Regions from separate parts of the Homo sapiens genome. Here all the other regions are linked to region 3. Evidence: chromatin contacts called from ENCODE Hi-C or POLR2A ChIA-PET data. All regions are on one chromosome and are shown on one strand. Each heading gives the region's core, a stretch centred on a gene start or an enhancer-like site at or near the end of the contact. The rest is flanking DNA. Distances are from core to core; before and after follow the strand shown.

The links. Hi-C counts contacts between places; a loop is a spot of excess contacts on that map. ChIA-PET counts read pairs that join two places held with the same protein, here RNA polymerase II (POLR2A). Pooled maps may share reads with other maps.
Region 1: a pooled map shows a loop between it and region 3 (4-fold over the local background). The contact joins the enhancer-like site here to the promoter of KDSR-DT in region 3. A Hi-C loop is called at or near these places in 1 of 37 single-sample maps with no recorded cell type and 7 of 50 pooled maps. POLR2A ChIA-PET finds 5 or more read pairs at or near these places in 3 of 52 experiments (H1, activated naive CD8-positive, alpha-beta T cell and naive thymus-derived CD4-positive, alpha-beta T cell).
Region 2: a loop to region 3 is called in a pooled map, with 2.5 times the contacts of the local background. The contact joins the enhancer-like site here to the promoter of KDSR-DT in region 3. A Hi-C loop is called at or near these places in 3 of 168 maps with a recorded cell type or tissue (A673, PC-9 and chondrocyte), 1 of 37 single-sample maps with no recorded cell type and 4 of 50 pooled maps. POLR2A ChIA-PET finds 5 or more read pairs at or near these places in 1 of 52 experiments (WTC11).

The regions. Positions count from the first base shown.
Region 1 is chr18:63,097,383-63,100,243 of GRCh38, forward strand. No RefSeq gene overlaps it. Among named protein-coding and RNA genes, the nearest start is that of BCL2, 220 kb to the right of the region's middle. RefSeq lists enhancers at 1,376-1,505, 1,536-1,605, 1,636-1,695. Within about 2 kb of position 1,354, at least 5 of the 41 ENCODE cell types and tissues checked have a DNase peak (open chromatin) inside an H3K27ac peak, as active enhancers do.
Region 2 is chr18:63,829,705-63,832,577 of GRCh38, forward strand. No RefSeq gene overlaps it. Among named protein-coding and RNA genes, the nearest start is that of SERPINB7, 56 kb to the left of the region's middle. Within about 2 kb of position 1,552, at least 3 of the 41 ENCODE cell types and tissues checked have a DNase peak (open chromatin) inside an H3K27ac peak, as active enhancers do.
Region 3 is chr18:63,366,026-63,369,116 of GRCh38, forward strand. It overlaps KDSR-DT (KDSR divergent transcript), which reads left to right and starts at 1,299. Exons shown (of 2, transcript NR_186602.1): 1 at 1,299-1,834. It overlaps KDSR (3-ketodihydrosphingosine reductase), which reads right to left and starts at 1,181. Exons shown (of 10, transcript NM_002035.4): 1 at 986-1,181. The coding sequence starts at 1,093. It overlaps LOC124904317 (a long non-coding RNA gene), which reads right to left and starts at 975. Exons shown (of 2, transcript XR_007066400.1): 1 at 225-975. RefSeq lists enhancers at 271-565, 605-1,552 and silencers at 414-463, 814-873, 944-1,393, 1,504-1,553.

The DNA.
Region 1 (2,861 bases), core at 104-2,603, 270 kb before region 3:
ATGCTGCTTAAAGAACCCTGCAAGAGTAACAATAGCTGCTATTTATTGGGCGCTTGCTCTATGCCAGGCACTGTTCCCAGCGGCCCCGCCATGACGTCACTCCATCCTTACGACCTAACCCTAACCCACGCTATGGACACTTTTATCATCGCCCCGATTTTAGACATGAGGAAACTGAGACTCTGAGACACTGTGTCCCTTACCCCACAGTCATTCAGAAGAACAACCACCCCAAATGTGGCTAAGCCAGCCAGTCAACAAGAGCGCTAGGATTGTTACCTTCTTCAAAACAATACCTCTCAGCAAAGCCATCAAATGTCAACCAACACACCAAGGAAGGTCCTTGCAGATGGAACACAGGGAAACTGTTATCTCACAGGAGTGGTACCAGCACGTAAGGGAGTCAAGCGCAGCAAATTCTAAGGTGCAGAGAAATGGACCACTGTCAATTTCCAGGAACTCATTTCACTCCTGTCTTTTCACATTAATGTTTCTCCTTTCCAGGAAAGCCAAGGAAAAGACTTTTCATCCAACTGGCTTAGGAGGCAAGACAGAAACCTTTTCCGCATAAGATCCTATCACAGCTGGGCAAATTCTGTACCTAAATCTTTGGAGATGAGTGGCCTCTCGGTGTTTTCATTATTTATAATTAATTGTTCATTTATCAGACTTTGTGGAGTGTCTCAATGGGCAGCGAGGTGTGAGGCACAGGGAGTATGTGGTAAAGCCCTCAAGCCCTCTGCCTTCACGCAGCATCCATTTGGGGGGATGCACCCCCAACCCAAGGCGGGGGTGTGTGCTGTGGTGTCACAGGAAGTGCTGCCTTTCTCGAATGGGGCTGTGTTTACACAGGGCCAGGAGAACTAGATGCTGAATTGGGGTCAGGCTTCAGGAGTCCTGGCTTTTGGGACCACTTTGACACTTCCTGTCTTCACAGCCGTCATCCTATTTCAGGATTCTTATCCCCAAAACAGGAATATTAACACAGCTCCGCCTGTCTCTGCAGGTCATCAAGAGCAAGCACCTAGTGAGTGTGAAAGCATCTTCAGTGTGGGAGTTGCTGTATAGATGCAGAGTTTTACTACTGAAAGGAGGAATACTACTGTTGATTTGTTTTTGTTTCTCGGTTGTTGTGCGTGTGTTTTGTTGTTGTTGTTGTTGTTTTACCATCTTGGTCCTAAGTAGCTCGTTTGCCGGCCCAGCCTTAATGGCCAGTTGGCTCCAAGTCAGAAGACATGATCTCCTCCCCCATTCTCCATGCCATTGTTTAAAGCCCCTCCTGAGGAATGGGCTGCCTTGGTGTTTTGTCAGTTCAAACCACATCCTGCCTGTTTCCACTTTCCATAAGACAACTCGCAACACCGGTGGTTTTCAGATGTGGCCGGCTTCTTGGTGAAGCGATAGCAGAGGCCTTGTTCACAGAAGTGAAAATAATTCACCCAGTGGTTAGCACATCAGGTGTGGGCATTGAGTGTACCCCGCTCCCTGCTTGATCCCAATCCCTGGTTGGGTTTGGGAGTGGACGGCTGCCCAACCTCCTGGCACTGTCTTGACCCACAGCCTTCTCTGGGATGAGGACTAAGCCAGAAGCAGTAAGGACAGAGGTGTCTCAGGCTGTCCAGGCCTGGCCTGAATCCCATGACAGCAAGGGTGTGGCCTGCAGAAGCTGGAAACGACCACGGTGGCCTTCTAGTAACTTTACAGATGAGGAAACTGAGTCCAGAGAGGGCTGGTCAGTTGCAGGCAGAGCCTGGACTGGCACCTGGGTCTCTGGGCTCCAGGCTCAAGTTCATTCTAAGCAGACCAGTTGTACCCATCGCTGTAATTGAAAGACTTGTTGGCATCAACAGAACTAGTAACTGGGTTTGGTCCTGGTGACCAAGGGGCACATCTCCCAGCTGGAAGCTGTTTGCTAAGAGCAAGGTTACGGCCCGCACTGGGCTACCAAACAACAGAGCAAGCCCACGCTCAGGGCATCAGCAAGCAGGGTTATGAAATAAAACAAACATTTGAAAGAATTCGACACTTGAAGAAGAAAAAGAGGAGGTGAAGGAGGGCAGAAGGAAAGTCGGAAGCAGCAGCAGCAGCCAGTCATCATGAGAAAATCAGAGCTTTGTGGGATTTTAAAACTTGTGGTTTGGAAACGTTTTTATTATTTAGATGCATGAGGGCAGACACCACCATCTTTTAAATGTTCACAGGAGGCCAAAGTATGCAAGAGCCACGGCCTAAAGCAGGGCTGTGGGCAGAGCCAGACCTGGGCCGTCAGAGTCCAGGGAAGGGCTCAGGACCGGGCTGTGCAGCGTGTCCCGAGTGTATCACCCACAGCCCCACGATGTGCAGTGGGCAGACCAGGCCAGCAGACACATGGCCCTCTATCTCTACTTCCTTCTGGGAGGGTCTGGGAGGCTAAGGTAGCCCTGACCATAGAAAACATGGATTTTCCAAGACGTCTTCCCTGGAGACTTCTGCTCTTGAACAATGCTTATCTATCACAAGGTTGAGGGCTCTCCTTATCTTTCAAGAGTATGAGGTGGCCTGTAAATGCTTCACTTATTAACTCAGCTCTGATTCTCCCTGGGAGGCCAAGGGCTGAGTGAAACTCTAACGTGGGCATGTGGACAGCTTGTGGTGCCCTGTAGCTCTGCACCATGGGCCTGCAGGTGCACAGCCAGTCCCATGGCCTCCAGAGGAGCAGCGCAAACCCTTAGCCTGGGTGGGGAAGGAGCACAGCGCCAACAGAACTACTGCTGGAGTGGGCCCCTGTCTATCACCAGCACCTGGAAGTGCCCCATCCCAGGCCTGTCCCAGCCCGGCATCTGAGCTAATTACAGCTCCGTTGTGGGGAGAGTCAGCCGTGT
Region 2 (2,873 bases), core at 302-2,801, 460 kb after region 3:
TCTCCCTACAAAGCCAAGCTGAACTGGTGAACAAAATGCACAGTCAAGGTGGAAGGTTCTAGGCTTACTGCCCTTCTACTTAGCACCCTCAGCCTTCCCAACTTTTCTAAGTGTCAAAAATGTCCCAAATATCAGGCCACAACCAAAATAAGACATGTTATTTAACAAGAAAGAATTGATCTGTATATAATAACTAAGCCACTGTGCTATCAAATGCATTTATTCCAGCCCACCAAGGAATGCTTGAAATTACAAGTAAATTTAAAATTTGTTCTTGTCAACTGTAAGAATAGACTTTCTATTTCTGAATAAATACTTTTCATATAAAATAAGTAGTAAATTAAGGAGAAACATAAACCTCTAGCCAAACACATTAGTCATATCTGGAAGTATGTAGTAATGCCCTTACAAAGAATATTACCATCACATTCACATTTTGAGGTTATAAAATGAACAATAAATTATATAGATGTTATGGCTGTGATTTTTGAAAATACAGATTCTAGGGCCACCTTCCTGGGGACTCTGATTTGCATGATGAACTTGAGTATACATATTTTCAAAGAGCCCCTTAGGTCCTTCCAAGGATCAGCCCGGTTGGGGAATCACAGTATGTAGAAAATGGGCTATTTTAGCAGGATTCATAAAGAGATGCTCAAAGGGGTAAGCATACCCCACAGCAAATAGATTTGCTAGAGAAAGCAGCTAACAAAACAGAATATTTTATTTCACAGAAAAATCTCATCCATTTGGCTTATATACACAATGCAGGTGTATATACCTGTTAACTAGCATTTCAAAGATAAAAACATAAAGTATCATTATGGTCATAACAAAATTTCCTTAAAGTAGTCCAATTATGAGAGCTCACCTAGTGCTTTGTCACATTCTTAGCTATTTTGTAACTCCAGAAATTATCAGAATCAGCTCAATGCTGCTGACTAGTTAAGATTAGTCAGATTTTACTCGAGCTGGAGAGACTTCTAAATTATGCTCTTGAAAGGACCTATTTGTCCTTTAAAAATGGTTATCCTGGTAAGATCTTATGGTGTGGGTATTTCCCAGCCCTTTGAAGTGAATTAACTGCATCTGGAAGTCAAAAAAGTACACCTGAATGAAATTAATATATTGGGGAACTTGAATACTTTGGACTTTAGTAGCAGCTTTGTTTAGGTTCCTCCCCTCTTTATGTCATCAAAATAACGTTCAATCGTAGGTATTTCTAAAGACGGATGGATGGTTTTCTTTTGCCACCAACTGTAGGCAATTTTGGAGGATGAAAATAAACATAAATTTTCTATGTCCTAAATAGCAAAAGAAAGAGATTGGCTTTATTATTTCACTGTTTTTACTTTTGTAGTCTCAGAGCAGACCTGTGGAGATGATACATGCTCCATTTAGCTTTAAAAGGAGGCTCCATTAAGGACCCTCCTTTACAAGTGCTTGAGATGCCCAACGTGGAGGATCACCTGAGTGTGGTCATTGTCCTACCCAGCAAAGACATCCACTTGGAACAGATAAACCACTGAGCCTCCGCAGCTGTAGTTACAAGAGAAAGGCTCTGTGCTTGAGAATGACACATGCAGAAAGCTTGAGGTTAAAGTAACCGCATACACTCCTACTTCCTGTGGTGTCCTGTCCATTTACAAAAATAAGCAGAACCCCCAAATAAAGTAAATGCCCACATATTAGAATTTGTTGCTTGTACTTTTTAAAGTTTAGGTGTTCAAAACATAGTCATGTGCTTTTCTCTTTTGGTCCTCACAGGTTTTTGTTGTTGTTCTACATGCATTTTTGACATGTTACGTATTGGCATCTCCTTCGGACCTGTTGCCAACCAACTGAATCTATTTCCATCAACACTCAAGGCTGCAACATGCAGATGCAATGCTCATCTTTGCTCCTTTCTTGCTTCTCTGACACTTTCCTGAGTCTCATGTAGCCCCAGCTGTGCCACATTGTGTGTTCTTGCATTGGGAAGTGGTGATCTAGACCAACCTCACCATTCCTCAGCAGCTTTCTTTAAATCCCTGCCTTCCTTTCATTTATTCCGCTTTTTGTGCTTCTCCTGGGTTCTGCATTGCTCACACCTGTTTCTCTCCTGCTGGGAACATCTCATTCTCCCCTCCACCCTGTCTCCATCTTTGGTGGCAAGATCCTCGCTGATCCTGCGAGGCAGGCTGGGCCGGCACTGCTAGCTCATTTGGCAGAGAAAGAAACCTGCAGACCTGGCAACTCTATGATTTGCTCAAGTTTTCATAGCAAGTTAGTGTCTGTGACATCTTAGAGGCCTGTTTCTGGCTTCTCAGCCCACTCTAGACTTGGTGTTAAAACATCTGCCCAGAGTCACTAAGACCATGGCTGAAAAATCAAAATCTCAGCTCTTATATGTAAATAAACACATTTATATATGAGCAAATAAACAAATGTAGAAATAATATCATCGCTAGATGCTATGAAAATAAAAGATGGACATGGGATAGTGACAGGGTTGGAAAGCATCTATTTTACACAGGACGATCAGGGAAAACCTCTTTTACAAAGTGATATTTGAGTTATTATTGGTAATTAATGATTATTAATGTTAGATTATTACTATTGAAGGCTTCTTTCCCATGGTTATTATAGGAACACTAAATTTGTTGGTGGCAGAATTGGAATCTGAGCACAATTTTGCCACAAACTCATACTACCTACATAATTATATTCTCAACACTCTGGGTGTACTTAAATATCCTTGGGTTGAGTCATGAAAATGGAACACTTTAGAGCAATGTTAAGATCTCTGAAAAGTAGGTAAATCCTCAAGTGTGAGTACAGTTTGATACAATGATCCTAAAGGGGGAAGATTAGGGCAGGGAGATGAGTATAGA
Region 3 (3,091 bases), core at 49-2,548:
AGGTGTGCGGCCAATTTTGTAACCAACCCTCCTTACTCCTAACTCCTCGCCTCACTGTGCCTCGGGTTTGGGAGATCCAAACGAGAATGCTCGTGAGAAAGCCACTGCAAACGGGAAAGTGCTGGGCGCAGGCAAGGAGGCATTCTCTCTGTTTAAGAAAGGTGCCACATTTGCAGAACAGGGATCGCTGAATATGCGAGCTTCCGCCAAGAAATAAATCACACCTATCCACCTCTCCTTCATTCCTCGCACACAAGCCTTGTCGTTTAGCTCATCCTTCCCACTAGAAAACAGCAAAGGATTGCATTGGAGCAGCAATCAGCAGATGCCACGCTGAGCTCAGAGACAAGCAGTGTAGACGGGACAGGCGTCCCAATACCGCTAAGCCACCACCGCCAGCCCGCTGGGTTCTGAGCAGTTTCCCCAGGTGAGTCACTTCCTGGAATCCTCTGGCAGCGGCTCTTCCCGTCACTCGCACAGGCCATCTTCCAGTTCCGAGCTGCCTCGGCGGGTCCCGGCGGCTGGGACCCCACTTCCCCGCTGTCTGCCCCCGCCCGGGGCCGCGCGCCGCACCCTGCACACCACCGACCGCTGTGTCCTTGGCAAAGTTTCTCAGCCTCTCTGTGCCTCAGTTGACTCATCGGAAAAACTGAGGACAAAACATCCACATCCCAGGGATGTTGCATGGATTCACGAGCAGCCACAGAACCCCTGGGGCCCCGGGAACCCTGCGGCCGGCGGGGTCCCCCGTCGCACGCTCTCCGGCCCTAGGAGGAGCCCGAGGCTGCGGAGGGCGGGTCCGCGAGGCCGGGTGCCGGGGCCGGGGGAAAAGCGCCGGGGTGGACGGCGGCAGGTGACCTTCCCCATTTGGCCATGCCTTCCTGGGGACCGCGGCCTGGAAAAAGGGACGTAGGCTACGCGGCCTCGGCGGCGGAAAGGCCGCGCGGGCCGGTAAGTCGGGGGGCAGCAACAGGAGGCCACTCACCACCACATGCGCCCCGGGCAGGGCGAGGGGCTTGGGGCTGATGAGCGGAGACACCATGTACAGCAGCAGCACGAAGGCCACGAGGAAGGCGGCAGCCAGCAGCAGCATCGCTCCGCGGGGCCAGGGGCCCGGAGCGGCCGGGCGGGGGCCGCCGGGCAAGGCGCGCAGGGCTGGGCTGCGGCGAGGCGAGAATCACGCGCGGCGGGCGGGCGCCTGGAGTGTTTGGGTTTGCGGGCCGGGGCGGGCCGCGGCGGAGGGGAAGAGGAGGAGCCGGCGCGCGCGCCACCCAGGCGGGGCGGTGCTTCCAGGGGGCGAGTAGGCCGCCACCGCCACCGCCACCGCCACCACTGCCAGAATCGCCTCTCGGGGGTCGCCGGGTGTCTCCCACTCCCCCGGCCTCGGGACGGGGCCCGCAGTCCGCAGCCTCTCCCGTGGAAACCGGGCCTCCCGTCCCTGTGCGTCGCGAGCGGGCTCCGGACAGCGCCAGATGCGAGCGCGCCGGGAAGGGCTGCGAAGACTCGCTCTTCGGGAGCTCGAATGGCTTCTTAGGACCCCGCAGGGCGGGTTTCCAGGCCTGCCACGGCCTCCAGTGTGGGCGTGACGAGCGCTCCTCCCTGGAGTTCAGCCCTCGGCTTGGGACTGCCCGCTGGGTTGCTCGGAGGCCCCGGAGCATCGGAAAGGGCGGCTGGAGGCTCCCGGAGCGGGCTCAGCCTGGGAGCCCAGCGACTACGCTCTGAAATCCCGGGCTCCATTCCATATTTTTTGGCGTTTTTAGAAGATGGTCACGGCCCACTTTCGCTTTTCAGAGGACCGGAAAGCCTTAACAGGGAGTTTTGAGGAATCACTAAGGTAATTCAATTTCATTGAGTTCAGAGTTCATCTTTACCAAGCAGGTTCAAAACAAATAAATAACGCAAACAACTCAGCTTTATTAAGGTCTCATTCACGTACTATACCATACAATTCCCGATTTAACGTGCGTAATAGGCCGGGCGAGGTAGCTCGCGCCTGTAATCCCCGACCTTTGGGAGGCTGAGGCGGGCGGATCTCTTCAGGTCTGGAGTTCGAGACCAGCCTGGCCATGATGGTGAAACCCCCGTCTCTACTAAAAATACAAAAAATCACCCGGGCATGGTGGCGTATGCTTGTAATCCCAGCTACCCTGGAGGCTGAGGCAGGAGAATCGCTTGAACCCGGGAGGCAGAGATTGCGGTGAGATCGCGCCACTGCACTCCAGCCTGGGTGACAGATCAAGACTCCGTCTCAAAAATAAATAAATAAATAAAGCTTATAATAAATTGTCTTTAATATAGTCACAGTTGTAGACCCATCACTACCATAAATTTTAGAACATTTTTGTCACAACCCCCCAAAATCCTATACTCATTGGCAGTCACGACCCATTTCCTCCCAAGCCCCGCCCAAGCCTAAGCAATCCCTCATGTTTCTGTCTCTATAATCTTGCCTATTCGGGATATTTCACATAAATGGAATCATATAATATGTAGCCTTTTTCATCCTATCTTTCACTTACTGTAATGTTTTCAAGGTTCATCCATGATATGAAGTACTACATGTTAATACTTCATTTATTTTTATTGCCAAATAATATCCCATTGTATGACTATACGACATTTTAATTTTCCATTCATCAATTGAGGAATATTTAGGTTGTTTCCACTTTTTGACTATTAGAATTATGCTAACTGTAAATATTCATTTACCGGTTTTTGTGTGGGCATTATGTTTCATTTCTCTTGGGTACATGCCTAGTAGGGGAGTTGCTACATCTTACGGCAACTCTATGTTTAACTATTTGAGGAATTGCCAGAAGTTTTCCAAAGTGAGTACAACATTTTGTGTTCCCACCAGCAGTGTATGTGGGTTCCAATTTCTCTACATCTTCACTAACAGTTGTTATCATCCGTCTTTCTGATTATAGCTTTTTTAGTTGGTGTGAAGTCTCATTGTGATTTTAATTTGCATAGAGGCACATATTTTTGTTTGCTTACTTGCTTTTCATTTTTGTTGTTGTTTCTAGAAATACTAGGGAGCGAAGGAGAAAAAAAAGTTTTTCTTTTCCTTTTTTTCTTGACTTACAGCAGT